Linked DNA regions of Homo sapiens: regions 1 and 2 are each linked to region 3. A link is an interaction called in ENCODE POLR2A ChIA-PET data of the cell type or tissue named here. Cell type or tissue: OCI-LY7. All regions are shown on one strand. Links, peaks and the distances in the headings refer to the core of each region. The heading gives the core; the rest is flanking DNA. Region 1 has its middle 16 kb from the start of SERINC2. Region 2 holds the start of LOC124904579 (UPF0764 protein C16orf89-like). Region 3 overlaps PUM1 (pumilio RNA binding family member 1).

The links. ChIA-PET counts read pairs that join two places held together with the same protein. Peaks named below come from ENCODE experiments on the same cell type or tissue, not always from the same donor. Only the 100,000 strongest peaks of a DNase experiment are listed, where the experiment ranks them.
Region 1: POLR2A ChIA-PET joins it to region 3 with 5 read pairs; 1 of 35 experiments calls an interaction of 5 or more read pairs at or near these places.
Region 2: POLR2A ChIA-PET joins it to region 3 with 6 read pairs; 3 of 35 experiments call an interaction of 5 or more read pairs at or near these places.

The regions. Positions count from the first base shown.
Region 1 is chr1:31,392,180-31,402,236 of GRCh38, forward strand. No RefSeq gene overlaps it. Among named protein-coding and RNA genes, the nearest start is that of SERINC2, 16 kb to the right of the region's middle. RefSeq lists a silencer at 2,523-2,817. In OCI-LY7, for the core only: CTCF peaks have their summits at 2,634 (motif pointing right), 2,845, 4,615 (motif pointing right) and 4,818; DNase peaks (open chromatin) are centred at 2,692 and 4,622; H3K4me3 peaks cover 834 bases.
Region 2 is chr1:31,098,673-31,108,729 of GRCh38, forward strand. LOC124904579 (UPF0764 protein C16orf89-like) reads left to right here and starts at 1,534. Exons shown (of 4, transcript XM_047439474.1): 1 at 1,534-1,610; 2 at 6,870-6,921; 3 at 8,950-9,033; 4 at 9,295-9,321. The coding sequence starts at 1,534. The coding sequence ends at 9,321. It also overlaps the pseudogene RPL21P22. In OCI-LY7, for the core only: no CTCF peak of the experiment used is centred there; no DNase peak of the experiment used is centred there.
Region 3 is chr1:30,970,482-30,980,538 of GRCh38, forward strand. It overlaps PUM1 (pumilio RNA binding family member 1), which reads right to left. Exons shown (of 22, transcript NM_001020658.2): 9 at 9,581-9,682; 10 at 4,170-4,321. Among named protein-coding and RNA genes, the nearest start is that of SNORD103C, 7.3 kb to the left of the region's middle. In OCI-LY7, for the core only: a CTCF peak has its summit at 6,949; a DNase peak (open chromatin) is centred at 5,820; H3K27ac peaks cover 427 bases.

The DNA.
Region 1 (10,057 bases), core at 2,215-7,214, 420 kb after region 3:
GGTTTCACCATCTTGGCTAGGCTGCTCTCGAACTCCTGACCTCAAGTGATCTACCCGCCTTGTCCTCCCAAAATGCTGGGATTACAGGCGTGAGCCACTGCACCCAACCTACTGTTATAATATTTTTCACCCTTCTACAGATATATTCATTAAACAGAAACTTCTTTCAGCTTTAGCACCAGACTTGACAAACTATTAAGTTTAATTTGCACTTTTAACATTTTGTCTATCACTTTCTTTAGTCTTGAAAGTCAACAAAACAACAAATCAGTTCCTTATTTGTACCTATCAGGACTCAGACAACAATACCCCAAAATGAAGGCCTCAGAAGCAAAAGTTTTTCTTTGACCTTCTCCTGTCCTCTTGTCTTTCTGTTCCATTCTCCCCTGAGGCTAGCCATAGAAACTAGAATCTCTCTTCCCCAAGGCTAGCATCCCTTTTCCCCAAGACATTTCACGGAAAACAAACCCCTTTTCCCCCGAAGCCAGCCGTAAAACCTAAAAGCATTACTCTGGATTTTCCTCCACCTTTCTGTGTGAAAAGAAGTTATCTTACCTACCTTGACTCTAGGTCATAAGATCCTCATTCTAGAGTGGGTCCTGCCCCATATTCAGAAGGAAGGAATGAATGCTCAGAGAGGCCAGGAAGAATCCAGGCAGAAGTCCTTGCTGGGCTTCCTCACTCAGTCTATTAGCATTTGATCATAGCCTTTTCATCCAGTCATATTTCTACATGGCTGTCCATACTTTGTTGAACCTAAGCATAAAAACGAATAGTTTTCTGTTTTTCTTCAGGTCTTCATGCTGAAGGCTCCCATGTACATGTTAATAATAACTTTTGTATGCTTTGTCTCCAATTTTCTGCCTTTTGTGAGTTGATTTTTCCATGAACCTTCAGAGGGCAAAAGGGAAAATTTTCCCTGGCCCCCATATGCTGTTTACCAATTTCTGTGGTGTAAATACCCCCACTCGGCTGATTCAAGCTGCTGCCACGATGTTATGGAGCCAAGAGTTAGGAAGAGATGTGCAGAAGCACATCATTATGTCATAATTCCACTACACAGATAACAACAGATGTAGGGCTGGGTGCGGGGGCTCACGCCTGTAATCCCAGCACTTTAGGAGGCCGAGGTGGGTGGATCACTTGAGGTCAGGAGTTCGACACCAGCCTGGCCAACATGGTGAAACCCTGTCTCTACTAAAATTACAAAAATTAGCCCAGCATGGTGGTGTGCGCCTGTAATCCCAGCTACTCGGGAGGCTGAGGTAGGGGAATTGCTTGAACCTGGGAGGCAGAGGTTGTAGTGAGCTGAGATGGTGCCAGTCAGCTCCATGTAGTGAGCTGAGATGGTGCCACTCAGGCAATAGCAAGACTCTGTCTCAAAAATAAATAAATAAATAAAAATGAAAAAAAAATAAATGTAGGTAAACTCAAGAGAATAGATAATAGTGAAATATAGTAAAATAATTAGGAAGTGATGATTTTTAATATCTTTGTTTTAATATAATTTATTTAATTGTAAATGTATACAATTTAATTTTAAAATTTTTATTATGATGATATATATTTTTTGGGGACAGGGTCTCACTCTGTCATCCAGGCTGGAGTGCAGTGGCATGATCACAGCTCACTGCAGCCTTGACCTCCTGGGCTCAAGCAATCCTCCCACCTCAGCCTCCTGAGTAGCTGAGAATATAGGCATGCGCCACCGCACCCCGTTAATGTTTAAAATTTTTTGTAGAGACAGGGTCTCACTATGTTGCCCAGCCTGATATTATGATTTTTTAAGAGATGGAAGTCTCACTATTTTGCCCAGGCTGATCTGGAACTCCTGGCCTCAAGTGATCCTCCTCTCACCTCAGCCTCCCAAAGTGCTGGGATTACTGGTGTGAGCTGCTGTGCCCAGTATACAATTTAATTTTTAGCAATGACTGTTAAACAGCCCTCTTGCAAAATGCCTGAAACTTTAGCAATTTGCTCTTGCTAGCTGGTGTGAGCGGCTCTTATACACTGATGGACTTGTCCCCAGCCAAAGGCATCCCACAGGGCATTGTCAACAAAAGAGGCCCCATGATATAATATTTATAATTATAAATATTAATACTTTTTGACCCAGTCAAAATCATCTCCCAGACCTCAAGAAACTCTTCTTGGGGTCACTTGCACCTCCTCTTAATTCTCCTAAACACATTGTTGCCATTTAGACTACTGAATGTCAGAGCCAGAAGGGTCCTGAGGCCATTTGGTGCCTTCAACTTGTGAAGATGGGGAAACTGAGGCCCAGGGTAGGGCAGGGACTTGCTTAAGCTCATTAACATTGAAAACCAAGTCTTATGGCTCCCAGGTCAGGACTCATCCTATTAACTCCTTTCTTAGGGATAGGGAAGCTGGCCCAGAGAGAGGAAGGTGAGTGCAAATTCACACAGCAAACAAGCGTCAGAGCCAGAGCCTGGGGATTCTCCTCGCCCGCCCAGATCTCCTCGGAACCTTCACCTTCCTCTTGGGCCCTGGAAATGAGGCATGTGCGCGCCTCCTCCGTGCACCCAGGGCCAGGCGTTGAAGACGGAAGGGGCGATTCCTGCGGGTGTTCTTCTCGGAGCTGAGGTTGGCACGCACCAGTTTGTCCACCGGGGGGCACTACGGAGCCGAGCTAGGAGAGCGCGCGGGCTCCCGGAGCCTCCCAGCCCTGATTGATCCGCACTTGAGCCCGGCGGGAAAACAGGTGTCCCGAGAGGAGAGGAACTAGCCAGACGTCACCCTGAGAACTAGAGACAGAGCTGGCACTTGACGCGGACCTCCTGACACCAGTCAGGTGCACTCTCCCGGCGTCTAAGCGCGTCCCTCCCCCTCTTCCGGGGGCCGGGCTGCTACTTCTTTTCCTGTCAACTGGGGTCAGCGAAGGCCCTCCTGGGCCAGGCTGTGCAGAACCACAGCTCTGTCTGGCATGGCATTGCACCTCCACTGGACAGTGGCCGGTGCTGAGCGACACATGCCTCATTCCCTCTCTGTCCAGGGCCGCTCCCCACCCCGCCTTCTTCTTCTTCTTCTTCTTTTTTTTTTTGGAAACGGAGTCTTGCTCTGTCACCCAGGCTGGAGTGCAGTGGCGCGACCTCGGCTCACTGCAATCTCTGCCTCCTGGGTCCAAGCCATTCTCCTGCCTCAGCCTCCCAAGAGTACCTGGGATTACAGGCGCCCGCCACCACACCCAGCTAATTTTTGTATTTTTAGTAGAGACGGGGTTTCACCATGTTGGCCAGGCTGGTCTTGAACTCCTGACCTTGGGTGATCCGCCCATCTCGGCCTCCCAAAGTGCTGGGATTACAGGCGTGAGCCACCGCGCCCGCCCCGCCTTCTGTCATCCCGTATCAGCGCAAGTCTTTGCCGTTTACCAAACATTGTCACACCCTCTGATTACCTTCTTTTTCTGAGTAGAGAGGAAGGGTGGCGGGGGCTGGGGTTAGACCTGAGCTTCAGTCTTGGACCAGCTACTCAAACTCACCTCGTTACACAATCACTTTGTGCCTTGGTTTCCTTATTTTAAAGCAGAGATCATAGTTCTTATCTCACAGGGTTGTTGAGAGGATTAAAAGAGGTAACACAGCAAGTCCTTGGGAACTTTTCTTTTTGAGACAGGGTCTTGCTTTGTATCCCAGGCTGAAGTGCAATACCGCGATCGTGGCTCACTGCAGCCTCCACTTCCTGGCCTCAAGCAATCCTCCTGCCTCAGCCTCCATGTAGCTGGGACCACATGCGGCTCCACCATGGCTAATTTTTTATTGTTTTGTAGAGGCAGGGTTTTACTTTGTTGCCCAGGCTGGTCTCCAACTCCTGGGCTCAAGCGATCCTCCCATCTCTTCCTCCCGAAGTGCTGGGATTACAGGTGTAAGCCACCTCACCTGGCCCTTGGGAACTTTTTATCATGATTGAAACCTGCACAAGCATCGTAGGAGAGATGGAACTGCCTTCACCTTACACTGGCAGAACTGAGGCTCTGAGAGGCTCTCAGTGAGGAGTCATAAGGGAACTTTTTATTTGAGCGCCAGGTGTGATTGACTTAGGGGTATAAGAAGTAGAACTTTCTTTCTCTTCAATCCGGAGCTGTGTCTAAGCTGGGATGGGAGATAAATGTACGTGCAGCTAAGGCTTGGTAGGTCCATGTGTGTGTGTTCCCAGGCATGTTTTCTACATGGATCACCTTGCAACACCCATTGTCCTTTTTGCTCTGAGTGGCCCTTCTGGGGCTGACATCTCTCTCTCTCTGCTTCTTCTGGGCATTACTAGAAAGGCAAGAATTGTTCTGCGGAGTTGGGTTCACAGTGCGGCTCGGGGTCATTTGGTCACTGGGCTCTGGCCACCATCTGCAGAGCCAGAGGTGTCTCTGCAGTTACCATTCACTCCATCTTTCCTCCCCTGCCAGCCTCGGAAGCCTGTTGTCTGCCTAACCAACAATCTGCTTGAATTGGGAGAGAGAGAATAGCAAAAGGGAAAATACCCAGAGAGAAACAAATGAATCAATGATTTAGATACCTATTTCTGGAGTGCCTTTTATGTAGCACTGTTTTAGGCCCTGGGGTAACAGCTCTGTGCAGGCTGACACAGTCTCTTCTCCCAAAGTGACCTCCAGGGGGCAGACAGTGATTGTCATAATGCTTAATATGCATGGAGCCCTACTATGTGCAGGGCCCTGTGTCAACTCATTTACTACTTCCGACAGTGTAATGATATAAATGCTTCTGTTATCTTCATTGTATAGGCGAGGAAACAGAGGCACAGGGAGGCTCTGTATCTTGCCCAAGCTAGTAGCTAATGGAGGTAGGATTCCAATTCAGACAGTCTGAAAATTAAGCAAGGCCATGGGGTGCAGAAGGGTTGACTTCCTCAGGGAGGAAGTGGTCTTCTAGCTGAGACCTGCCTAATGAGAAGCAGCTGTGCCTAGATCTGGGGGATGAGTGTTGCAAGCAGTAAGATTACTACAGCAAGTGCAAAGGCTGAGACAAGAATGAACTTGATGTGGTCAAGAGCTGGAAAGGAAGCCTCTATGACTAGGAGGGCAGGAATGAAGAGGAGAGAATGGAAGGAGGTGAGGGGAAGGGTGGATGGACCCAGGTTGGCAATATAAAACCCTTTAAGGGGTTTGCAGCCATTGGGCTTCTTCCCTTGCTCGGGCAAGGCCAAGCCCTATGCCCATAAACCCCAAAAGGTCATTATCTTTCTGTCTCCATGGGTGGCTAGGGCATCCATTGAGGGGCTGCCCCTAATCTCCCACTGGTCCCACTGGTCCTGGGAGCCTGATGACCATCCACTTTCTGGAATGTTGGGGAGGATGCCAAGGGAGGGCCTAGGGCCCAGAGAAACCCTTTAAACTAAATGCGGGGTGGGCAGGAGGTGTTGACCCGTGAGTCAGAGGCCAGGTAGTGCAAAGGCACTTTAATTGGGGTCATTAAGATCACCAAGCTTTGATGCCCCAACCCTGAGTCAAGCCGTCCCGTTGACCCCCCTCAACTTCCTGGCCTCACTGCTTGCTACCCCCAGTGACAGGAGAAGTCCCTTTGAGGGCACTAATTAGAACTTCCTCTTCTAGATTCCAGGGCTTTCTCCCTGACTGGGGTCAGGGAAACAGCTCCTTCCAGAGATCAGCCATGGCCCCACCCCTCCCACTTCCTCCAGATTCAGGAGTTTCCACTGAGGCTGGTACAACCACAATCCCAGGGCCTCCCAGCCCTGCCCACAGTGAATTCTTGCCCATGGGGGTCATTCCCTCTACTTGGAATGCCTTTTTGACTTTTGTTTACATTGATAATTCCATCTACCTTACTCTTCAAGGAATAACAGACTCCTTCCTTTAATTCATGCCATCATTCTTTCTTTGTTTTCATCCATTCATTCATTTCATTCATAAAATTTAGGCATTCATTTGGTTCCTGCCAGGCACTGGGGATACAAGAGGGGGTGGGACTGACCCTGAGGTCAAGGGGTGTCTCATCATCTGTGGGAAGCACAAGGTAAACCAGCAGGACCTGCTACATATTTGGCAGGTCCCAGTGCAGATGAAAATGCAGAGCCCCTTGTCCAAAATGTACTATGAATTTCAAAACAGCGACAGCAGAGCATCAAACCAGTCTAGGGGCCCTTCTTAACCGTAGGGTCCCTCTGCAGAGGTCATACACCCATACAAGCTGGCCATACAAGCTGGCCCTGTAAGCAAGTGATTTCATGAGAGATGTGTGATGGAGGTGAGCCTGAAAGTCATCAGAGAGGAGGTGATGTCTGTAACTGCCAGAGCCAGGAGGAGAGAAGCCACATGGCTGTTTCTAGAAACTGCAAGTTGTCCAAACAAAAGGGCCAGGAGCAGCTGGAGTCAGGCTATGTGGGGCTTTGTGGACCAGTTAGGGAGCTGGGTCTTTATTCCCAGGCAGTAGGGAAGCATTATTAGATTTTTTTAAAAATCTAATAATTTTTAACCAAGAGCATTATTAGATTTCTTTTAAAAAATTTATTTATTTATTTATTTATTTATTTATTTATTTTTTGAGACAGAGTTCCCCTCTGTTGCCCAGACTGGAGTGGAGTGGCGCGATTTAGGCTCACTGCAACCTCCACCTTCAGGGTTCAAGCAGTTCTTCTGCCTCAGCCTCCCGAGTAGCTGGGACTACAGGCGTGTGCCACCATGCCCGGCTAATTTTTGTATTTTTAGTAGAGATGGGGTTTCACCATGAAACCAGCCAGGCTGGTTTCAAACTTCTGACCTCAAGTGATCCACTCTCCTCGGCCTCCCAGAGTGCTGGGAGTACACATGTGAGCCGCTGCGCCCGGCCAGATTTTTTTTAAAAATATCATTCTGGCACCAGATATGAAATACAAATAATAAACATATGAAAAATACAAATAATAATATATATGAATAATACAACAAATACAATGGAAAGAAGTTCAACTTCATTAGCAATTAAAAAAAATTAAAGATTAACGTGGCAAAAAGAAAAAAAAGAACAACGTAGGCAAGGCCAGGTGCCATGGCTCACGCCTGTAATTCCAGCACTCTGGGAGGCCAAGGTGGGTGGATCACTTGAGGTCAGGAGTTTGAGACCAGCCTGTTCAACATGGTGAAACTCTGTCTCTACCAAAAATATAAAAATTAGCTGGGCACGGTGGTGTGTGCCTGTAATCCCAGCTACTCGGCAGGCCGAGGCAGGAGAATCACTTGAACCTGGGAGGCGGAGGTTGCAGTGAGCTGAGATCATGCCACTGCACTCCAGCCTGGAGAACAAGAGAGAGACTTTGTCTCAAAAGAAAAAAAAAAGAACAATGTAGGCAAAATGGTGAAAAGAAAACTTTCCCACTAGCAGTGGGTCTATCAATGAGTGCAAATTTCTGGTGGCAATTTGTTTGGAAACCTCAAAAATGTGCACCCTAAGATGTTTTGGGAAGGATACTTAAGAAACTGGTGCCAGTGGTTGTTTCTGGGGAGGGGACCTGAGGGCAGGGGAAGAAAGAAACTTTACTTTTCTCTGTACACCCTTTGAAATTTTGTGCCACGTGTTTACATTTTCAATGTGTATCCCTTAACCAAATTGTTCCATCCCTATGCATTTTTCCTAAGGAAAAAAAATAATAGAGGTGCACAAATCTGTACAAGGCTGGTTATCACAGTGTCATTTATAATATCACAACATTACAAATGACTTTAATCCACATGCTACAGGCTGGCACCCTTGCCCTCAGAGGTACTGAGTTGTGTGTTAGGGTGCTCTAAGCAATATGGTAGACATGGTGCACATTCAAAGGGGGTTGGTTTTACTTGATAGCGACTAATTTAGAACAAAAACTTTATATTAAAACCAATATAGCAGGTCACACCACTAGGATGACTAAAATCAAAAAGACAGATGATGACAAGTATAGCTAAGGATGTGGAGAAATTGAAGCCCTCTTACATTGCTAGTAAGAAGTAAAATGGTGTGGTCACTTTGGAAAACCGTTTGGCAGTTCCTCAAAAAGTTAAACATTGAGCTACCATATGACCCAGTAATTCAACTCCAAGGTATATACCCAAGAGAAATGAAAACATATGTTCATATAAAAACTTGCATATGAGTGTTCATAGCAGCATTATTCATAAGAGTCAAAAAGTGGAAGCAACCTAAACGTCTAACAATTGATGAGTGGATAAACAAAGTATGGTTTATATTTGTACAATGGAATCTTGTCTGGGAAGTAAAAAGAATGAGGCACTGATACAGTGATACCTGCTACAACATGGATGAGCCTTGAAAACATTATATTAAGTGAAAGAAGACAGTCATAAAAGAAATGGCTAGAATAGGCAAATCCGTAGAGACAGGAAGTAGATGAGTGGTTGCTGGGACCTAGGAGAAGTGTGAATGAGGGGTGACTGCTAAACGAGCATGGGGTTTCCTTCTAGGGTGATGAAAATGTTCTGGAATTAGTGGTGGTGATTGCACAACCTTGTGAATGTACTAAAAACCACTGAATGGTTTCTTAACATAGGCGGATTTTATGGTATGTGAAATATATTTCAATAAAGGTGGTTTTTTTTAAATGGATATGATATGGCATAGAATTAGGGTGACCAATTGTTCTAGTTTGCCCAGTACAAAAAGTTTTCCCAGAGGCTGGGCGCAATGGCTCATGCATGTAATCCCAGCATTTTGGGATGCCGAGGCGGCCGGATCACCTGAGGTCAGGGGTTCAAGACCGACATGGCAAAACCCCATCTCTACTAAAAATACAAAATTAGCCGGGCATGGTGGTGCATGCCTGCAGTCCCAGCTACTTGGGAGGCTGAGGCAGGAGAATCACCTGAACCTGGGAGGCAGAGGCCAACATGGTGAAATCCTGTCTCTACTAAAAATACAAAATTAGCTGGGTGTAGTGGTGCATGCCTGCAGTCCCAGCTACTCAGGAGGCTGAGGCAGGAGAATCACCTGAACCTGGGAGGCAGAGGTTGCAGTGAGCCCAGGCTGGAGTGCAATGGCGCGATCTCGGCTCACTGCAGGTACTGCCTCCCAGGCTGCGCAACAAGAATGAAACTTTGTTTCAAAAAAAAAGTTTTTCCAGGACATGAGACTTTCAGTACGCAAACCAGAAAGGTCCCAGGCAAAGCAGGATGAGTTGGCCAGCCCACATAGAATGCAGACTTTACATTCATATTAATAATAACATATAAGACTTTAAAGGGATTTTCTGCTTGCAGTTCACTAGTGCTACTGCAGAGGGAACGTTTAAGAAGCACTGACTTCAATGTCCAACCACAGGAAGTAGTTTCATTGGTTCATTCATTCATTTACTCCCCATTAGAGTGCAAGCTCTATGAAAGCAAGGGCTTTTGTCTGTTTGATTCACTGCTGTCCTCCCAGGGCCTAGAATTGTGCCTGGCACCTCAGATGTTCTGTAGATGTTTGTTGAGGGGGACTGTGTGCTGGAAGCCAGCAATACATTGTTCTCTTTTGCCCCATCCTGAGTGGTCCCAGAAGTCTGGCTGAGAAGATGGCTTCTGGGTGGAGGACATCCACTGACAGCGAGTATGGGGCCATCTCAGTGCTGTTAAGAAAATATTTTAATGGCAAGGAAAAATGCTCATGATGGAATGTTATGTGAAAAAGATGGGACACAAAATTATGTAGGTAGTGTGAGTCCAGATTGTTTAACAGTGTTTAAGTGGTCAGCCATGGTGGCTCTCACCTGTAATCCCGGCATGTTAGGAGGCCGAGGTGGGTGGATCACTTGAGGTCAGGAGTTCAACACCAGCCTTTCCAACATGGTGAAACCCCTGTCTCTACTAAAAATACAAAAAGTAGCTTGAGGTGGTGGTGCATGCCTGTAATCCCAGCTACTCAGGCGGCTGAGGCAGGAGAATCGCTTGAACCCCGGGAGGCGGAGGTTGCAGTGAGCCTAGATCACATCACTGTACTCTGGCCTGGGTGACAGAGCAAGATTCTGTCTCAAAAATTTTTTTTAATTAATTTTAAAAAAGCGTTTAAGCATTAGAATAGATGAGAATGGGACATAAAGTATGTCGAAGGTGGGAATCCATTGG
Region 2 (10,057 bases), core at 2,279-7,278, 130 kb after region 3:
TACCACCATGACCATATGGCCTACAAAGCCTTTGGGAGGCCGAAGTAGGCAGACCAGTTGAGGCCAGGAGTTCGAGACCAGCCTGGCCAACATGGTGGCCATGCTCTCCAGCCTGTGTGACAGAGGCTGGATCATAGTTCACTGCAACCTTGAACTCCCACCTTGATCCTCCCACCTCAGTCTCCCACGTAGCTGGGACCAGGCACACGCCACAGTGCCCAGACAATTTTTTTTTTTATTTTTTGAGATGGAGTTTCGTTCTTGTTGCCCAGGCTGGAGTGCAATGGTGCGATCTCGGCTCACTGCAACCTCCGCCTCCCAGGTTCAAGCGATTCTCCTGCCTCAGCCTCCCGAGTAGCTAGGATTACAGGCACGCTCCACCACGCCCAGCTAATTTTGTATTTTTAGTAGAGATGAAGTTTCTCCATGTTGGTCAGGCTGGTCTCGAACTCCTGACCTCAGGTGATCCGCCCTCCTCAGCCTCCCAAAGTACTGGGATTACAGGTGTGAGCCACTGTGCCAGCCAATTTTTTTATTTTTTGTAGAGACTGGATCTCACTTTGTTCCCCAGGCTGGTCTTGAACTCCAAGGCTTAAGTGATCCTCCTGCCTTGGCCTCACAAAATGCTGGGATTATAGGAGAGAGCCACTACACGCAGCTATGTGTTCCTGAATTTGCCAACCTCTCCCTTTGACTCTCAGGACCCAAATTCTTGGCTCTCCAATCAGGTATGTCCTCTTCCCATTCCTGCACCCCTGCCCTTGCCATTCTGGTAAATAGAAATAGGTCACGTTCTACTGAGAGGCCTCTGGAGAGTGGCAAGGCCTGCCCTACTCCCTGCCTTCCCCACAGGCTTAACTGAAGGGACCCATGATAAACCCCCAAGGGCCAAGATTTCCTCACAATTTACTTTCCATAGTCTGCATTAAGAACAAAGTTAGAGTTTTGTTTTGCATTTTCCAAAGAAAAATGCTGTTGTAATATGTAATATTCTTTTACAAATTGTTCACTCATGCGGGGAATACTGCTACACGCCCTTCCTTTCTCTCCCTTTTTCCTCCTCCCTTCCCCTGCTTTCCTTGGGCACATTTCTTGTATCTTACTTTCCCCAGGTCAGAAGCAGGCTGTTGGAGGGCCCAGTTGGCAACTTCTCCACCTGAGAGGCCCCAGAGCCTGCCCAGGGTGGACAGCAGTTAATGTTTAATGAGTGAGTGAATGAATACATTTTAAAAGGTATGAAGGCCAGGCCTGGTGCCTCACGCCTGTAATCCTAGCACTTCAGGAGGCCCAGGTGGGCAGATCACTTGAGCCTAGGAGTTCGAGACCAGCCTGGGCAGCAATAGGGAGTCCCCTGACTCTACAGATAATTTTTTTTTTGAGACGGATTCTTGCACTGTTGCCTGGGCTGGAGTGCAATGGCATGATCTCAGCTCACTGCAAACTCTGCCTCCCGGGTTCAAGTGATTCTCCTGCCTCAGCCTCCTGAGTAGCTGGGATTACAGGTGCACACCACCACACCTGGCTAATTTTTTTTTTTTTTTTTTTAAGACAGAGTCTCACTCTGTCGCCCAGGCTGGAGTCCAGTGGCACGATCTCGGCTCACTGCAAGCGTTGCCTCCCGACATCCGGCTAATTTTTTTTGCATTTTTAGTAGACACAGGGATTTACTATGTTGGCCAGACTGGTCTCAAACTCCTGACCTCATGATCCACCTGCCTCGGCCTCCCAAAGTGCTGGGATTACAGGCGTGAGCCACCGCACCTGGCCCAGATAATAAAAATTAGCCGGATATAGTGGCACATACCTCTAGTCCTAGCTACTTGGGAGGCTGAGGCAGGAGGATTGCTTGAGCCTCGGAAGTTGAGGCTGCAGTGAGCCATGATTGTGCCACTATACTCCAGCCTGGGTGACAGAGCAAGACCATGTTTCAGAAAAAAAAGGAAAAAGATAAAAAATATAAAGGAAATTGGGGAACTATGCTGTCTCCCCGGGGACCTTTCTGCTGAGTCAAGGTGGCCTCTCTGGGCAGTAGGATGAAGCCCGACTCTCTGGTCAACTCATTGTTCACGAAGTCCTTTCCCACAGCAGCTGAGGGACAAAGTCACAGTCCCTGCCCAGTCCTCTGCACCAGCCACCCCTCTGGTTTAACCTGTCCCAGGTCTTCCCCCTTGACTACACCCTCTAAATCCTAGAGTGGGGAGAGAATGAAGATGTGAGGTGACAGATGAGGTCTCTTCCCCAGCCAGAGGGTGCAGAAAGCCCCAACATAACACATGTCCTGAAACCCAAAGAGAAGACAGAAATTGTCAGCAAAGGTTAGCTAGCTCCTGAGGTCATAAGCAACCTTATTTTTATTTTGTGTTCCCAAATGTGTTGTCTGGAACATGTATACATATTACGTATTAAAGCAAAAGCAAAATCAGAATAAATATTGTCTTCCAAGTTGTCTTTGTGTGTGTTTTGGTTTTGTGGTTTATTCCTCTTTCTTTTCAGTTGGATAGAAGCCAGGCTCCTTTCTCCCAGCACACGCACAGACTCAGCACACACAGAAACCCCAGGAATTAAATGACTCTCCAAAATGATAAGTAGGAAGAAGGGGGTGGGGTAGAGAGGGAGGAAGGGGGAGAGAGGAGGCCTTTTCCCCTGACCTGGGGAGGAGCCCTAGTCCAGGAGAGGTCAGGGTGTGCAAAGGCCTCTGGGTAGGAATAGGAACAGGGCCATTGGCCAAGTGCCCTCTGCTCTGTTACTCCCAGAGCCGGCTCCTACCCTCAGGCCTGGGAGCCCGCCGTCTGCTAGTAAGGGGCTTCAGGAGTTGGGGGAGTGCAGATGAGGAGTAGCTCTCTTTTTCTCACATTCCCTCTTAAACCTCAGTTTTTTTGTTTTTTTTTTTTAAAGAAATGATTCTAAAATTAGCCAGGTGTGGTGGCATGCGCCTGTAATCCCAAATGTGTTTCTACTTGGGAGGCTGAGGTGGGAGAATTGCTTGAGCCTGGGAGGTTCAGGCTGCAGTGAGCTGAGATCAGGCCACTGCACTCCAGCTGGGGAGACAGAGGGAGACCCTGTCTCAAAAAAAAAAAAAAGAAATAATTTTTGTCCTTTTTCTATAAGCATCTTTTAAAACTTTTTTCCAGGCAGGGAGCGGTGTCTCACGCCTATAATCTCAGCACTTTGGGAGGCCGAGGTGGGCGGATAACCTGAGGTTAGGAGTTCGAGACCAGCCTGACCAACATGGAGAAACCCCATCTCTACTAAAAATACAAAATTAGCTGGGCATGGTGGCGGGTGCCTGTAATCCCAGCTACTTGGGAGGCTGAGGCAGGAGAATCTCTTGAACCCGGGAGGTGAGCCGAGATTGCGCTATTGCACTCCAGCCTGGGCAACAAGAGCGAAACTGTCTAAAAAAGAAAAAAGGCAGCATTTTGGGAGGTGGAGGTGAGAGGACAGGAGTTTGAGACCAGCCTGGCCAATGTGATGAAACCCCATCTCTATTAAAAACACAAAAATTAGCCGGGTGTGGTGGTGCACACCTGTAATCCCAGCTACTCGGGAGGCTGAGGCAGGAGAATTGCTTGAACCTGGGAGGCGGAGGTTGCAGTGAGCTGAGATCATGCCACTGCACTCCAGCCTGGTGCCAGAGCAAGACCCTGTATCAAAAAAAAAAAAAAAAAAGAACTTTAAAATAAATAAATAAATAAATAAATAAATAAATAAATAAATAAATGATTTGCACAGCAACTTTGTGAACAGAGCCCCCTTCCCTTTCATTTTCTGCCTGACTACCCACAACAGAGTCCCGGGTGGGGGTGGGAGGGTCAGGGATGGGCTGTGGCGTCTGCATGCAGGCTTGCCTCCACTGGCCTGAATCTCAGCAGGAAGAAGCAGCTCTTCCCTCAGGCCAAGCAGGAAATGATTCTCCCACAAAACACCTGACCCTGAGACCTTCCCAGGGAGTTGCACAAATTCGTTTTATAACCAGCAAAGCAATTCTGAGGGTTTTAGAGTGGGAAGGGCTTGCTCCTAGTTCTCCTAAGACTGTCTACTGTTTAATTACGAAAGCCACTGTTGTGCTCAACAGCTGAGGAAACACAGGAAGGATCAAGAAGTGAACTTTCCCTGACTCCACCTCCCCATACTGCCTCAGAGACCCAGGAACAGGCTGTCCCCCAGAAAGGGATGCCTGGGAGGACTGAGCAGGCACTGACCGCTCATGCTAGGGAACCAGGCCAGTGAATGCAGCTTTGAATCTACGCTGGATCACCTCCATGTCCTCATCTGTAAAATCATGCCAGGCACGTCACATGCTTGGTACACATTCATTCATTGCATTTGGGCCACAACCCTATGAGGGAGGTGTTATTATCATCTTTGTTTTACCGAGAAACCTAAGGCACAGAGAGGGTAAGAATGTTACTGGGCCAGGTGCAGTGGTTCATGCCTGTAATCCCAGCACTTTGGGAGGCTGAGGCTGAGCCTGGAGTATCGCTTGAGCCCAGGAGTTCAAGACCAGCTTGGGCAACATAGTGAGACCCCCATTTCTACAAAAAGTAGAAAAATTAGCTGGGCTGTTGCACGAGACTGTGGTCCCAGCCACTTGGGAGGCTGAACAGGAGGATGAGGATCACTTGAGCCCAGGAGGTAGAGGCTGCAGGGAGCCATGATGGTGCCACTGCACTCCAGCCCCAGTGAGAGTGAGACCATGTCTCAAAAAAAAAAAAAAGTTACTAAGGCCATATATCTTGTGCATGTATACCTGAAATTTGAGACCAGGCAACCGGGTACCACTAGGCTGTACTGCTCCTATGAGGAGCACACACTTACCTGTACCTGTCTCAGAGAATCTCTTCGAATTAAAGGAGATAATGCACGTAAGGTGCTCTGAACAGAGTCTGGGACTTAGTACTCTCAGTAAACACAAGTCCAACATCATCATCATCATCAATAGTCTTACCTATTCAGAATTCTTTATTATTATTATTGTTATAGAAAGGGTCTCACTGTGTCACCCAGGCTGGAGTGCAGTGGCATGTTCATAGCTCACTGCAGCCTCAAACTCCTGGGCTCAAGCTATCCTCCCATCCCAGCCTCCCAAAGTGCTAGGATTACACCAAACCTGGCCCAGTCAGAATTCTGAAGCAGTCGCACTCCTGGTCCTGGCTGCACAAACATGGTGGAAACTTATATGCTTAAAAAAAAAATTGTACTGGGGCCGGGCACGGTGGCTCATGCCTATAATCCCAGCACTTTGGGAGGCCGAGGCAGGCAGATCACGAGGTCAAGAGTTCGAGACCAGCTTGGCCAACATGGCGAAACCCTGTGTCTACTAAAAATACAAAATTTAGCCTGGCATGGTGGTGGGCACCTGTAATCCCAGCTACTCAGGAGGCTGAGGCAGGAGAATCGCTTGAACCCGGGAGACAGAAGTTGCAGTGAGCCAAGATCACACCACTGTACTCTAGCCTGGGCGACAGAGTGAGACTCCGTCTCAAAAAAAACAAAACAAAACAAAAAAACCAAATTGCTTTTAGTGGTTATTGCCAAGCAGGGTTGTAGGGGAAACTCATTTTCATAGACCTCTATAATCATAACTATTTTATATAGTAATCATGTATTATTTTGTAATTAGAAAAATATGCATAGATAGGCCAGGTGCAGTGGCTCATGCCTATAATCCTAGCATTTAGGCCGAGGCAGGCAGATCACTTCAGGTCAGGAAGTCGAGACCAGCCTGGCCAAAATGGTGAAACCCCTTCTCTACTAAAAATACAAAAATTAGCAGGGTGTGATGGCATGCGCCTGTAATCCCAGCTACTCAGGAGGCTGAGGCAGGAGAATCACTTGAACCCAGGAGGCGGAGGTTGCAGCGAGATCGCACCATTGCACTCCAGCCTAGGAGACAGAGTGAGACTCCATCTAAAAAAGAAAAAAGAAAGAAAAAGAAAAAATAATAATATGCATAGATGAAGACATAATATATAAATGCCAAGTGCATGTACTGAGCACTCAGTTCACTTGTTTGTGTATGTTTCTTTCTTTTCTTTTCTTTTTTTTTTTTTTTTTGAGACAGTCTCTCTCTGTCACCCAGGCTGGAGTGCAGTGGCAAGATCTCAGCTTACTGCAACCTCCGCCTCCCAGGTTCAAACAGTTCTTCTGCCTCAGCCTCCCTCATAGCTGGAATCACAGGTGCCCGCCACCTTGCTCAGTTTTTTTTTGTATTTTTAATAGAGATGAGGTTTTACCATGTTGGCCAGGCTGGTCTCGAACTCCTGACCTCAGGTGATCTGCCCAGCTTGGCCTCCCAAGCTGCTGGGGTTACAGGCGTGAGCCACCGCACCCAGCCCCTCTGTTTGCTTTTTTTTCTTTTTTGTATTTTTAGTAGAGACAGGACTTTGCCATGTTGGCCAGGCTGGTCTCTAACTCCTGGCCTCAAGTGGTTCACCGGCCTCGGCCTCCCAAAGTTCTGGGATTATAGGTGTGAGCCACCATGCCTGGCTTGTTCATGTGTTTCTCTCTCTCTCTCTCTTTCTTTTTTTTCTTTTTGAGACAGAGTTTTGTTCTTGTTGCCCAGGCTAGAGTGCAGTGGCGGGATCTCGGCTCACTGCAACCTCCGCTTCCCGGGTTCAAGTGATTCTCTTGCCTCAGTGTCCTGAGTAGCTGGGATTATGGGTGCCCACCACCATGCCCGGACACTTTTTTTGTATTTTTAGAAGAGACGGGGTTTTGCCATGTTGGCCAGGCTGGTCTCAAACTCCCGACCTCAGGTGATCCACCCGCCTCAACCTCCCAAAGTGCTGTGATTACAGGCATAAGCCACCGCGGCCAGCCCATGTATGTTTCTATTCACCATTTATGGAGCATCTATTGGCTACCAGGCCTTGGCTACAGGAACTGCCATGTGGCGTCAGAACCCTGAAGAAGTTCCCAGTGTGATTCACTGGATGGGGTGGGAAGAATCTTCTATCTGCTATGGTAGGAACAGAGGGCTGTGTGCAGGTGACAGGCCAGGCCTGGAATGTGAACCTCTAATTCCCCATCAAGTGTGATAGAAGATGCTGAGTGCGGTGGCTCACGCCTGTAATCCCAGCACTTTAGGAAACCAAGGCAGGCGGATTGCTCGAGCTCAGGAGTTGAAGACTGGCCCAGGCAACATGGCAAAACCTCATCTCTACACAAAATACAAAAATTAGTCAGGCATGGTGACTCGTGCCCGTGGTCCCAGCTATTTGTGGGGCTGAGATGGGAGGATCGCTTGAACCCAGGAGGTCCAGGCTATGGTGAACTGTGGAAGCACCACAGCACTCCAGTCTGGACGACAAAGTGAGACCCTGTCTCAAAAAAAAAAAAAAAAAAAAAAGAGGTGTGATAGAAATACTGAAAGAAGCAGGCTCTCAGAACAAAGGTTAGGTTTTTGGTTTTTGTTTTATGTTTCTTTTTGAGACAGAATCTCACTCTATTGCTGAGGCTGGAGTGCAGTGACATGTTCATAGCTCACTGCATCCTCAAACTCCTGGCCTCAAGTGATTCTCCCACCCCAGCCTCCCAAAGTGCTGGGATTATACCACACGTGCCCCAGTCAGAATTCCAAAGCAATCACACTCCTGGCCTTGGCTACACAAATATGGTGGCACCTTATATGCTTAAAAAAATTGTACCAGGCCGGGCGCAGTGGCTCACGCCTGTAATCCCAACATTTTGGGAGGCCGAGGGGAGTTGATCACCTGAGGTCAGGAGTTCGAGACCAGTCTGGCCAAAGTGGCAAAACCCCGTCTCTACTAAATATACAAAAAATTAGCCAGGCATGGTGAGGGGCACCTGTAATCCCAGCTACTTGGGAGGCTGAGGCAGGAGAATTGCTTAAACCTGGGAGGCGGAGGTTGCAGTGAGCTGAGATCATGCCATTGCACTCCAGCCTGGGCAACAGATCAACACCTTGTCTCAAAAAAAAAAAAAAAAAAAAAAAAAAGAAGGCCAGGAGCAGTGGCTTACGCCTGTAATCTCAGCACTTTGGGAGGCCAAGGCAGGCACATCATGAGGTCAGGAATTCAAGACCAGCCTGGCCAACATGGTGAAATCCCATCTCTACTAAAAATACAAAAATTAGCCAGGTGTGGTGGCGGGCGCTCATAATCCCAACTAATTGAGAGGCTGAGGCAGGAGAATCGCTTGAACCTGGGAGACGGAGGCAGTGAGCCTAGATCGTGCCATTGCACTCCAGCCTGGGCGACAAGAGCAAGACTCCGTCTCAAAAACGAAAAAAAAAAAAAAAAAAGAAGAAGAGGAAGAGCAAGAAGAAGAAGAAGAAGGAGAAGAGGAAGAAGAGGAGAACACTGGGGGAAAAGGAGAGAAGTACAGAATAGGAAAACAAAACTAGACTCTGGTGATTTAGGCAATCTGCTGAGTTTTTCTCCTTGGTTCTTATGTTTTATTTTTTTCTTTCTTATTTCTATTTATTTATTTATTTATTTATTTATTTATTTTGAGATGGAGTCTCACTCTTCCAGACTGGAGTACAGTGGCATGATCTCTGCTCACTGCAACCTCTGCCTCCCGGGTTCAAGCGATTCTTGTGCCTCCGCCTTCCCTGTAGCACCTGCCACAGCTTGCCCCAGCTAATTTTTTTTTTTTTTTTTTTTTGAGAAAGAGCTTTATTCTGTCACCCAGGCTGGAGTGCAGTGGTGCGATCTTGGCTCACTGCAAACTCCACCTCCCAGGTCAAGCAATTCTCCTATATCTGGAGTAGCTGGGACTACAGGCGTGCACCACCACACCTGGCTAATTTTTGTATATGGATATAATTTTTGTATACTCTTTGTACTTATCATTCTGTTGTATTGGAAATAACTTGTTACCAGTTTGGTGCCTTTGATAATTTTTTTTTTTTTTTGAGAAGGAGTCTTGCTCTGTTGCCCAGGTTGGAGTGTCGCCCAGGCTGGCTCACTGCAAGCTCCACCTCCTGGGTTCACACCATTCTCCTGCCTCAGCCTCCTGAGTAGCTGGGATTACGGGCGCCCGCCACCACGCCCGGCTAATTTTTTTGTATTTTTAGTAGAGACGGGGTTTCACCGAGTTAGCAAGCATGGTCTTGATCTCCGGACGTGATCTGCCCGCCTCGGCCTCCCAAAGTGCTGGGATTACAGGCGTGAGCCACCACACCCGGCCCAGTTTGGTGCCTCTGAAAGAAGAAAGGGAAGTAATCTATGTAAATAAATATATACTTAAAATGGTGACTGGGGAAAACAAACAAAAGAAATATATACAAATGCCATGTCCTGCGTTTGCATGAGGTTTGTTTCACAGCAAAGTAGTTACGCTTGCAAACTCTAAACTCCTGGGATCAGACATTTGGGCTGAATTGTATTTGCTTATTATAATAGCATTTCTCACTATTTACCAACCTCCATTTTCATTTCCTTTTTTTTTTTCTTTTTAACAGCCCAGAGGTCTTTTTTTTTTTCTTTTTCTTTTTAACACCTATTATGCCATGAATTCATGGGGAATAGGTTCCAGCAGCTCAGGCTCCTTCCCACTGGTTCTCACAAAGTGCGTTTCTCTGGGTGGAACAGGCTGGCGCTTCAGTCGAACCCAGGTACCTTTCTCTTTGGCTTCTTTCTTTTTCTGATCATTTTCCTTCATGCACTTCAGGAAGCTATCCTGACTCTTAGAATGCTTAATATGCTCAATACGCACATCAATTCTCCGGCAAGAATCTTGCCCTTAACTTGTTTGTTTACAACAATGCCAACAGGACGCTGAGGAACATTGTAGACTCTTCCAGTTTAGACATGGTAACACTGTGGGGCATTCCTTTTTGAACAGTGCCCATTCCCTTGATGTCTACAATATCACCTTTCTTATAGGTTTGCATATATGGGGCCAAAGGAACAACTCCATGTTTTCTCAAAGGCCTAGAGAACATATATCGGATGCCTCTCCTCTTTCCCTTTGTGTTCATCATTTTGGCAAATTACTGGAAGACGGCAGTTCTGGCCAAAAGACTCTATTTTCATTTCTCACCAATCTCTATTTTCATCTGTATATTTTTCATCTGTACATATTTTTC
Region 3 (10,057 bases), core at 2,696-7,695:
ATCAATAACCAATAGCAAATCACTATTATCAAGATATTATATAATTTGTTTCTGACCTAAAGAACCTAACCAACTTTGTAAGAGAAAGTGTGTTTCAAACTACGTAGATAGAAGAGTCGGGGGGCTGTACAGGTGAGTTTTACCAAATACTTAGAATTTACATACCCAATAACTCAAAAGAGATCTCACTCTAGGATAAGTAAATAGCAAGCATTTTTGCCAAATACTTAGAATTTACATACCCAATAACTCAGAAGAGATCTCACTCTAGGATAAGTAAATAGCAAGCACAGAAATATGGCAAATGCTAATAGTTCAAAATTGCTGAAGATTTTAAAAAACAATGAAAGCATTGCTTTCACAGAATATAAAGAAGTAGGTTTATGTTTGATTAGGTGTTCTGTGAAAGGGCAGGTGTGGTAGAGTGGACAAGGTACCTAAAGAGGTAGTCTAAGACTATTGATGAGTCTTGTAATAAGGAAGGAAAACAGTGTTAGCTTTTTGTCCACTCTCTAGAAATCTGTCCAGTACCCCTAACTACAAATAAAAGTCCTTCAGTTATCTGCCAAAATTCATATATTTTCATTTCATCAATAGCTGTCAAATCCATGATTTTATGGAAACAAAATATACAGTTTCACAAGTAACATTTTAAAGTCTAATAAATCACAAAATGACTGAATTTATAAAAACTATCCTAGAACAGTCAGCTTGACTAGAACGCAACATATACTTTCTGATAAAATACAAGGGCCCAAAAGGCCAACAGCAAAGTTTAAAAAGAACCTCTCATTTTAATTACTATGACAAGGCAGTTTACCAAAAAAATCATATTTTCCTCAAATACTTAAAATCAGAAACTGGCACCCAAAAAAAAGGAACTAAAACAATGGCTGCTAATTAAAAACTAATGCTAAAAACTTCTTAGTAGGGTTTGACAGAACCTGTAGGGAATGACAGAAAACTGAAAAGTTAATGATTATTATGTCCATTTTATAACAAAAATATATGCATTTAGAGAAGCCATCCAACTTGCCCTAGTTGTAAGCTAGTTAACGGCAGAAGAAACACAAGATCTCAGATTTTCTTTAAGTCAAGACATCACAATATGGTCAGAAGAAAAGTTGTCAAGACAGAGGCTTATGTTCAAATCTTAACAACTTTGTATTTGTGTGACCCTGGGCACACAAATTGTATTTCCTCAATCGATTTCCTCTCAATTATGAAATTCTATTTCATAAAACAAGAAGTTGTACAACTATCATAATAAGAGAAATAGAAATTACATGTACAGCACTTAACTCTGCACAGAAAGCTTTCAATAAACAGCAATTAGTATTATTCTTGTTCACTGTATTAGACCTAATTTTAAAACATGGTAATTACTTTAGTCTTCCAAATGCATAATAATTTGGCAGCCATTTAAACAAAAAGATGATCACACAAATAAATACAGACTTATCCACAAAGAGCAGTTATTAAGAAATTTATTTGCTAGGTGCAGTGGTTCACACCTGTAACCCAGCACTCTGGGAGGCCAAGGTGGGTGGAACACTGGAGGTCAGGAGTTCGAGATCAGCCTGGACAACATGGTAAAACCCTGTCACTACCAAAAATACAAAAACTAGCCAGGTATGGTGGCACGTGCCTGTAATCCCAGCTACTAGGGAGGCTGAGGCACGAGAATTGCTTGAACCTGGGAGGCGAAGGTTGCAGTGAGCAAACTTGGCGCCACTGCACTCCAGGCTGGAAGACAGAGCAAGATTATGTCAGAAAGAAAAGAAAAGAAGGGAAGGGAAGGGAAGGGGAGGGGAGGGGAGGGGAGGGGAGGGGAGGGGAGGGGAGGGGAGGGGAGGGGAGGGGAGGGGAGGGGAGGGGAGGGGAGGGGAGGGGAGGGGAGGGGAGGGGAGGGGAGGGGAGGGGAGGGGAGGGGAGGGGAGGGGAGGGGAGGGGAGGGGAGGGGAGGGAAGAGAAGAGAAGAGAAGAGAAGAGAAATTAATTTATTTAATAGGCCAGGCACAGTGACTCATGCCTGCAATCCCAGCACTTTGGGAGGCCGAGGGGGGTGGATCACTGAAGGTCAAGAGTTCGAGATCAGTCTGGCCACCATGGTGAAATCCCATCTCTACTAAAAATACAAAAATTAGCCAGGTGTGGCGGCACACACCTGTAATCCCAGCTACTCAGGAGGCTGAGGCAGAAGAATCACTTGAACCCAGGAGGCAGAGGTTGCAGCGAGCCAAGAGCTCACTGCACTCCAGCCTGGGCAATAGAACTAGACTCCATCTCAAAAAAAACAAACAAAAAAAGAAATTTGGCCAGGCGTGGTGGCTCAGGCCTACAATCACAGCACTTTGGGAGGCCGAGACGGGTGGATCACCTGAGGTCAGGAGTTCGAGACCAGCCTGGCCAATGTGGTGAAACCCCGTCTCTACTAAAAAGACAAAAATTAGCCAGGCGTGGTGGTGGGGGCCTGTAATCCCAGCTACTTGGGAGGCTGAGGCAGGAGAATCGCTTGAACCCTGGAGGCAGAGGTTGCAGTGAGCCAAGATTGCACCATTGCACTCCAGCCTGGGCAACAAAAGCAAAATTCCGTCTCAAAACAAATTTATTTTAACAGATCACTCATTCTGTCAACAAATTATTTACTGAATTTCCTTATATATATGGTACAAGAACTGTATCTGTTGCCAAGAAAATCATTTAATAGTGTCCAAATAACGGGGGGAATTTCAAGACCTGTTTTTTTTTTCTGTAATTGTGTGGAATCTAAAAAAAAAAAAAAAATTAAACATACACCCTCTGAGTAAGACTGATGTCAAGCAAAAAATTCTTGTTTGGATCATTTAATATATTCATATATGAGCAGGGTGTTTTGTCTCAAATGACAGCTTTTATCTGACAATGCGTATCGAAGCCTAAGTGCTGATTTTATTTGCTCCAGAAAAACTCCATTACTAGGAATTTTTTCCAAGGATAAACTTATGTAAAGGATGTTAATCAATCTCATTTAAAACACCAAAATACTGATACAAATGAAATATCAAATATAATAGACTAGTCAAAATAAAGTATCGTTTGGTGGATTTAAATGTACCTAGTAAAAATGTCATTTAAAAGAACACTAAATAACACAGTAAAGTATGAAATCAGAATGTAAAACCACGTGGACACAATAATGACAATTTTGTAAAATATTAAATAATAAGGCTAAAATAACAGATACCAAACATAATAGCATTGGTTTTCTGACATAAGGATTTAGGGTAATTTTTTTTTTCAAGTTTTCTAGTTTACCACAGTTTCTATCAATAAAGAGGTGTTATTGGCCAGGCACGGTGGTCACGCCTGTAATCCCAGCACTTTGGGAGGCCGAGGCGGGTGGATCACGAGGTCAGGAGTTTGAGACAAGCCTGACCAACATGGTGAAACCCCATTTCTACTAAAAATACAAAAATTAGCTGGGCATGGTGTAGCGTGCCTGTAATCCCAGCTACTCAGGAGGCTAAGGCAGGAGAACTGCTTGAATCCGGGATGCGGAGATTGCAGTGAGCTGAGATTGCACCACGGCATTCCAGCCTGGGCGACAGAGCTAGACTCCATCTCAAAAAAAAAAAAAAGGTGTTATTCTAGCAATCAAGGAGGAAATGACCTGTTTAAAAAAATAAAAGATGTAGTTTTGCAGTTTACCGTCCTTTCTCAACTCAAATAAAAAGCTAATGCAGATATGATAGTTTAAGATTTACATCCAATCCAATCCAATAGGTACTACAAATAAGCAGTCTAAAAATCTAGTACCCCTGCTTTAGTGTCAAGCCCCTTGCAAAACCCTGAAATGATCTGAAAGTGGTGCTTAGCAAGCAACTACAGTATGGCAGAACAAAATTTTACTGTAACTTTGAAGATCCACTTTGCCACTTGCAGCTAAGCAATTTCCCTATAGGTGAACTGGTTAGTATCGTTACCCCACCTAGGTACAATAGTGTCTAATATATAAAAGACATTCCGTAAGAGTAGTTAAATCTGAGCCTGAACTCAGACACACATATATACACACAAGAGGAAATTCATGCATTCACAGTGTTTTTCTATTAGGCGCAATATTACCTATTAATTATCCACAATACTACGATTCCCACTTAGAAGAGGTAAATTTTGTCTACATTTACCTGCTGCTGTCCTTGCTGAGCCTGTGGGGTGGTCTGTTGATTAGCTGAATTAGTTGCTGCAGCGGCAGCGGCAGCTTGCTGCTGGAAAAGACTGGCAGGGTAGACTCCCCAGGGAGTAACTCCATAATACTGGTGAGGGACCACAGCTGGGCCTAAAAATAGCAAAAGAAAGGTAAAGAAAGTCTGAACTACTGAGGCTCATCTCAGCCTTTCCAAAATTACATCTGACTCAATAGATCCTACTGTAAAATATTAACTTAAAAGTATATATTAATTTATGCTAGCTAATCATTAACTCTTTTTAAAGAATAGTAAACATTATATGAGATCCTTACACCAGTCTTCTAATATAATCCAGGCCTAGAGGAAGAAGCAGTGGGGAATGAAACATTAGAAAACTAAAAGGGGGAATCACTGATAGAAGGGGTTCAATTTAATAACAGATGGAGGATGTAGCATAGAGACAATATCTGTTGGTAGAAGGGAGTAAATGGAGGGTTTGCGTGCTTAAAGTGATGGAATAGAACAAAAGGTTAGGATGTATCCTATGTTCAATGATAAGAATGGCACCTAAGGTGATTTAACGGAGTGCTGTTGTTTCATTAACTCCAGAAAAAGAACATCTATCAGTCTGACAACAAAACCTAGACACTCAACTGAACCTCCACTGCAACTTCAAAGTTGCTGTTACTGTTTGTTTTTTTTGTTTTTTTGTTTTTTGAGACAGGGTCTCTCTGTCACCCAGGCTGGAATGCAATGAGGCAATCTCAGCTCACTGCAACCCTGACCTCCCCGGCTTAAGTGATCCTCCCACCTCAGCCTCCCTAATACCTGGGATTACAGATGCATGCCACTATACCTGACTAATTTTTTTTTTTTTTTTTTTTTTTTTGGTAGAGGTCTGTGTTGCCCCAGGCTGGTGTCAAACTCCTGGGCTCAAGCGATCCATCTGCCTTGGCCTCCCATATTGCTGGGACTTTAGGCTTGAGCCACCAGGCCTGGCCCCTATTTCTATTTTTAAAGTCACAAAGGCATTCAACACAACTACATTCAGACACTGATATGTGAAATTTTAAATTTAAGTCAACGTTGAACACAAATAGAAACAAAAAATACAACACCTTGACTTGTTACAGACCTGTTGAGAACCTTAAACAAAATTAAGCATTCTCTGTAACCCCAGCATTACGGGAGGCCAAGTTGGGTGGATCACTTTGAGGTCAGGAGTTCGAGACCAGCCTGGCCAACATGGTGAAACCCCATCTCTACTAAAAAAATATATAAAAAATTAGCCGGACGTGGTGGCAGATGCCTGTAATCCCAGCTACTCGGAAGGCTGAGGCAGGAGAACTGCTTGAACCCAGGAGGCAGAGGTTACAGTGAGCCAAGATTGTACCACTGCACTCCAGCCTGGGCAACAGAGCAAAGAGTGTGTCTCCAAAAAAAAAAAAAAAAATTAAGCATTCTGCTTTAATCCAAATTATCTGTTCATTTTCCTTGGCAACAAAGTACAGCTGCAGTCGGCCACATAAAGTACACAACAGAGATATAACAAAATTATGCAGATATCAACCCAAGTGTGGCAGAAATCTAATTATAGAATTCTATGACGAAGCTGGTAGCAAGAAACACCAAAGACACATTTGCTAACCAGGAAATGGGCTCAAAGTCAATTCTTCAAATCTGCTGAAACATATCTCCAAGTTGAACTTCCTTAAAGCAGAGAGTTAAATATTTCCAACTTGATTCATTAACAGTAACCAAACCTTCCTTACACTGACTGAAGTTCTGAAGAGCTGTTTCAAATATTACAGCTACTCTGATGCTACAGCTAATTCTGGAGAAACACATAATTCATTAAGCCAAAATAAATAGACACATATTCTTGTTTCCCCCATTTTAAGCTTCCAAAACACAAATAAGTCAAATTGTACCACTGCCCAATATAAATATGTTTTGACATTTCTAATTTGGTGTTTTCTATACCTGTGGGCTTAGAAAAGATTAAGAAGCTGTTTACAAGCAAGGGTGCACACTGAAACACTATACCTGGGTACAGAATAAAGGTGTTGCTAAGAAAAGCTGTTACACTATGAACTATTTTACTATAAGAAGAAAAGGGGTTAAAACATTTTTTAATTTGTCAGAAACTGAACGGCCTAAAAGCCATGTATTCAAGTTTAAAAAAAAAAAAAAGAGTGATAGAGCCTCATACTCATTTGATTAGTGTTTATAAAGCAGGGTGGTCTTGGGCAGTTAAAGAAATAAATAAGAGAAAAAACACACAAAAAAGACCCTAACTGTGCCTTAGTTTCCTCACCTGTAAAAATGGGTAAACAGGTAGAGTGTTCCTTAACCAGAGTGCTTGAGACCAGAAGTGTTACCGATTTCAGATTGTAGACTATGTGTGTGTCCAAGAGTTATCTTGGGGATGTGACCCAAGTCTAAACACAAAGTTCATTTACGTTTCATATATGCCTTATACACATAGCCTGGGGGTAATTTTACTTTTCCTTTGGGGATGCTGAATAGATGAACTGTGTGTTATGTGCCTGTGGTTTTGACTATGACCCATCACATGAGATCAAGGTCAAGTGTGGAATTTTCCACTTATGGTGTCATGTTACTACTCAAAAAGATTTTGAATTTTCAGATTAGGGATGCTCAACCTGTAATACATGTTGGGAGTACAGCCGTATCTACCTTGAATGAGTGGTTGCAACCTGCAATAATAGTCCCAACGCTCTCCCAAAAGCCAACAAAAGCGAGCCTCTACTGGGCAAGGACTGCTATTACCATTAACATCTGCATTACTCTCTAAATTTTCTCAACTGGCATTTCTACTACTATACGCTGGTCACATGGCCTAAGGTTAAATTTAGGAAAACATCCCAGGGCAAATCAACTGAGCTTGGCACATCAGGATGCCCACTTCAATTCCTGTGTGACTGACACCCTCAAAGAATACACATTTTCATAGTTTTAACAGTTAACATTTCCTGTTATTTGTGAAAGTATTAACTCATTTTCACCCTGGCTCAACTGACATATACAAAAAACAAGATTCTGATCACCGAACTACCATCTCAGTGACAGCAGCAGTGTCAACCCTAAGACCAGTTCTTTGTTTCAAGTAACATAAATTAGTAAAGACTTCTAAAGAAAGTACAGAAAAGACAATTCAAGACAGACAGCACAGGCATTCTATATACTATAGTGAAGCATACGCATGAGCTTTGGAGTTAAACCTGGTTCAAACCCCAACTCTACAACATTTAAATTGTGTGACTTCAAATGAGACAGTTCTCTCTAGGTTGGGCGCAGTGGCTCACAACTGTAATCCCAGCACTCTGGGAGGCCAAGGAGGGTGGATCACTTTAAGTCAGGAGTTTGAGACCAGCCTGGCAAACATGGCAAAACCCCATCTCTACTAAAAATACAAAAATTAGCCAGGCGTGGTGGTGGGTGCCTGTAGTCCCAGTTATTCAGGAGGTTGAGGTAGGAGAATCAATCACTTGAACCCAAGAGGCAGAGACTGCAGTGAGCCGAGATCGCACCACTGAACTCCAGCCTGGGCGAGAGAGCAAGACTCAGTCTCAAAAAAACAAAAAACAACAAATAAGGCAGCTGTCTGAGCCACAAATTTCTAATCTCTAAAATCATCATCTGAAAAATCATATGAAAGAAAAGCATTCAGGACAATGCCTGACAAAAGTTAAGTGCTCAATAAATATTAATGATGGTTAGCAGAGATCATTCTCCTACGAAGAGCTTTCTGTTTTCCCCCAAAAGGGGGATGACCACGGACAGCCAGATGACCCTATGTTAACTATCTTCCCATCATAACCATGCCAAAATGTAAACAATTTTTTAAAAAATCTAAGAAATGCTAGGCTACATTTAAGTTCATAATTGCAAATTACATGTTACATAATAAGTAGTAAAATTTCGAAGTAATATTTAGTCATGATGAACTTGACTTGGAGGGATCTTCCCCCAGTGAATATCTAAACTGGAAGACATTTTGTTTGTCCTAATGTTGAATTCAACCCATCATACATTTATGGTCCCATCACGGTGACGGTAACTGTGCAACACACAGTCAAATAACAAAGATGCCTGTCTTTTAAAAATCTAGTCTCAAGGGAAAGAAAAAAACACTCATAGGCTGGGCACAGTGGCTCATGCCTGGAATGCCAGCACTTTGGGAGGCCAAGGGAGGAGGACTGCTTGAGCCCGAGAATTTGACACAACACCAGCCTAGGCAACGCTGGCGAGACCACCCCATCTCTCCAAAAATTTAACAATTAGCTAAGTGTGGTGATGCACAGTAGCCCTAGCTACTCAGGAGGCTGACGCAGGAGAATCCAGTGGGCCCAGGAATTCAAGGTTACAGTGAACTGTATTCACGCCACTGCATCCCATCCTCGGCAACAGAGTGAGATCCTGTCTCCAAAAAAAAAAAAGAGAGAGAGAGAAAGAAAGAGAAAAAAAAAAAGAGGGGAAAAAACTCATGTATACATCCCACAAGCAAATAAAAACAGTGCAGTAATTAGCCAACTAGGGCACTTCACAGGCAAAGAATGGGAAAAAGAGCTTACTACAGAAGACCACAGTGACCAAAGACAGGGGCCTAAACCAATGCAGTATCTGCAGCAAACTAAAATCAGATCTGTACTGCTACAATGTATGGTGTTAGCCAATGGCAGTCAACTAGGAAGGGAATTGGGTGGTACATATGTAGAGACCTGTATGTATGAGGCATGGTGATAGAGCCCTATATACTGTGGGTCCCAACCCTAGCTAACCCACAGAATTATCTGGAAGCTCCTTAAAAATACTGATTCCAAGGAACAAAACACCACCACCCCCACCCCGACTCCAAGTAAGTTGTAATGATCAGCCATGTTTGGTAATAACTGTAGTATGACATACTAGGGTAGAAAAAAGGGAAATCAATAAAAGGTTTAAGCAGAAAGATGAAGAGGTAAGATCTAAGTTTGAAATCATTTTCTTGAACAATTTAGAGGGGAAGAGGAGGTGAGAGAGGCAAGGAAATTATAAATACATTAGAGACCAGTAAAAGTACCTGAACTATATGATAGACTAGAGGTGGTAGGAGATCTGGGCAAGGGGGGAAATTCCCAAAATATAAATGAGTATCTGGTGGCTCCATGGATCAAAAACACATATGCAAGGCGTATGTGATTAATTTGCCTTTGAACATTTTCAAGTCTGAGGGGCCTATGATACAGCTACGGAGAGATATTAAGCTGGCAGGTAGATGGCATTGAAAATCTGGATAATCTCCACTGGAGACATGGATTTGGGAAAGAGTATAAAGAATGCACGCCCATCTCAAATGACTTTTCAGCAGGTGAGAAAATCCCTCATGCAGCAGAATGTCTCACCTAGTGTCGCTGCTGCAGCCAATCCAGCTGTGTAGGGGTCCGTCCCTGGGGGAGCAGCGCTGATGATGTATGGATTGGGGACAAACGCAGCGGGAGCTAAACCTGCTGAAAACATACCTGTCAGTAAAAACAAACTTGACTAAAACTGCAGCCCTATCAAATACCTACACAGTTTCGCTATTCACTCCAGACAGTAGATAAGGAAAAAATGAAAAAAGAGAAGACGGGACAGGTTGAGGGTAAAGAGAAATTTTAAAAAGATAACTGCTATACTAAAGATTATAATGAAATGTTTATATAGTCAAATTTTACCTTTGCTAAAGAAATATTTAACTTAAAACTGTATATAGTTATAAATTCAGCATTTCTAAAAGATTATTAAAATTGTAACAGCCTACAATAGAACAATTTTAAAGACTAATATTAAAATGGGATGAAGTATTTATTTCTATTTAAAACAATTTTCCAAACAGTTTT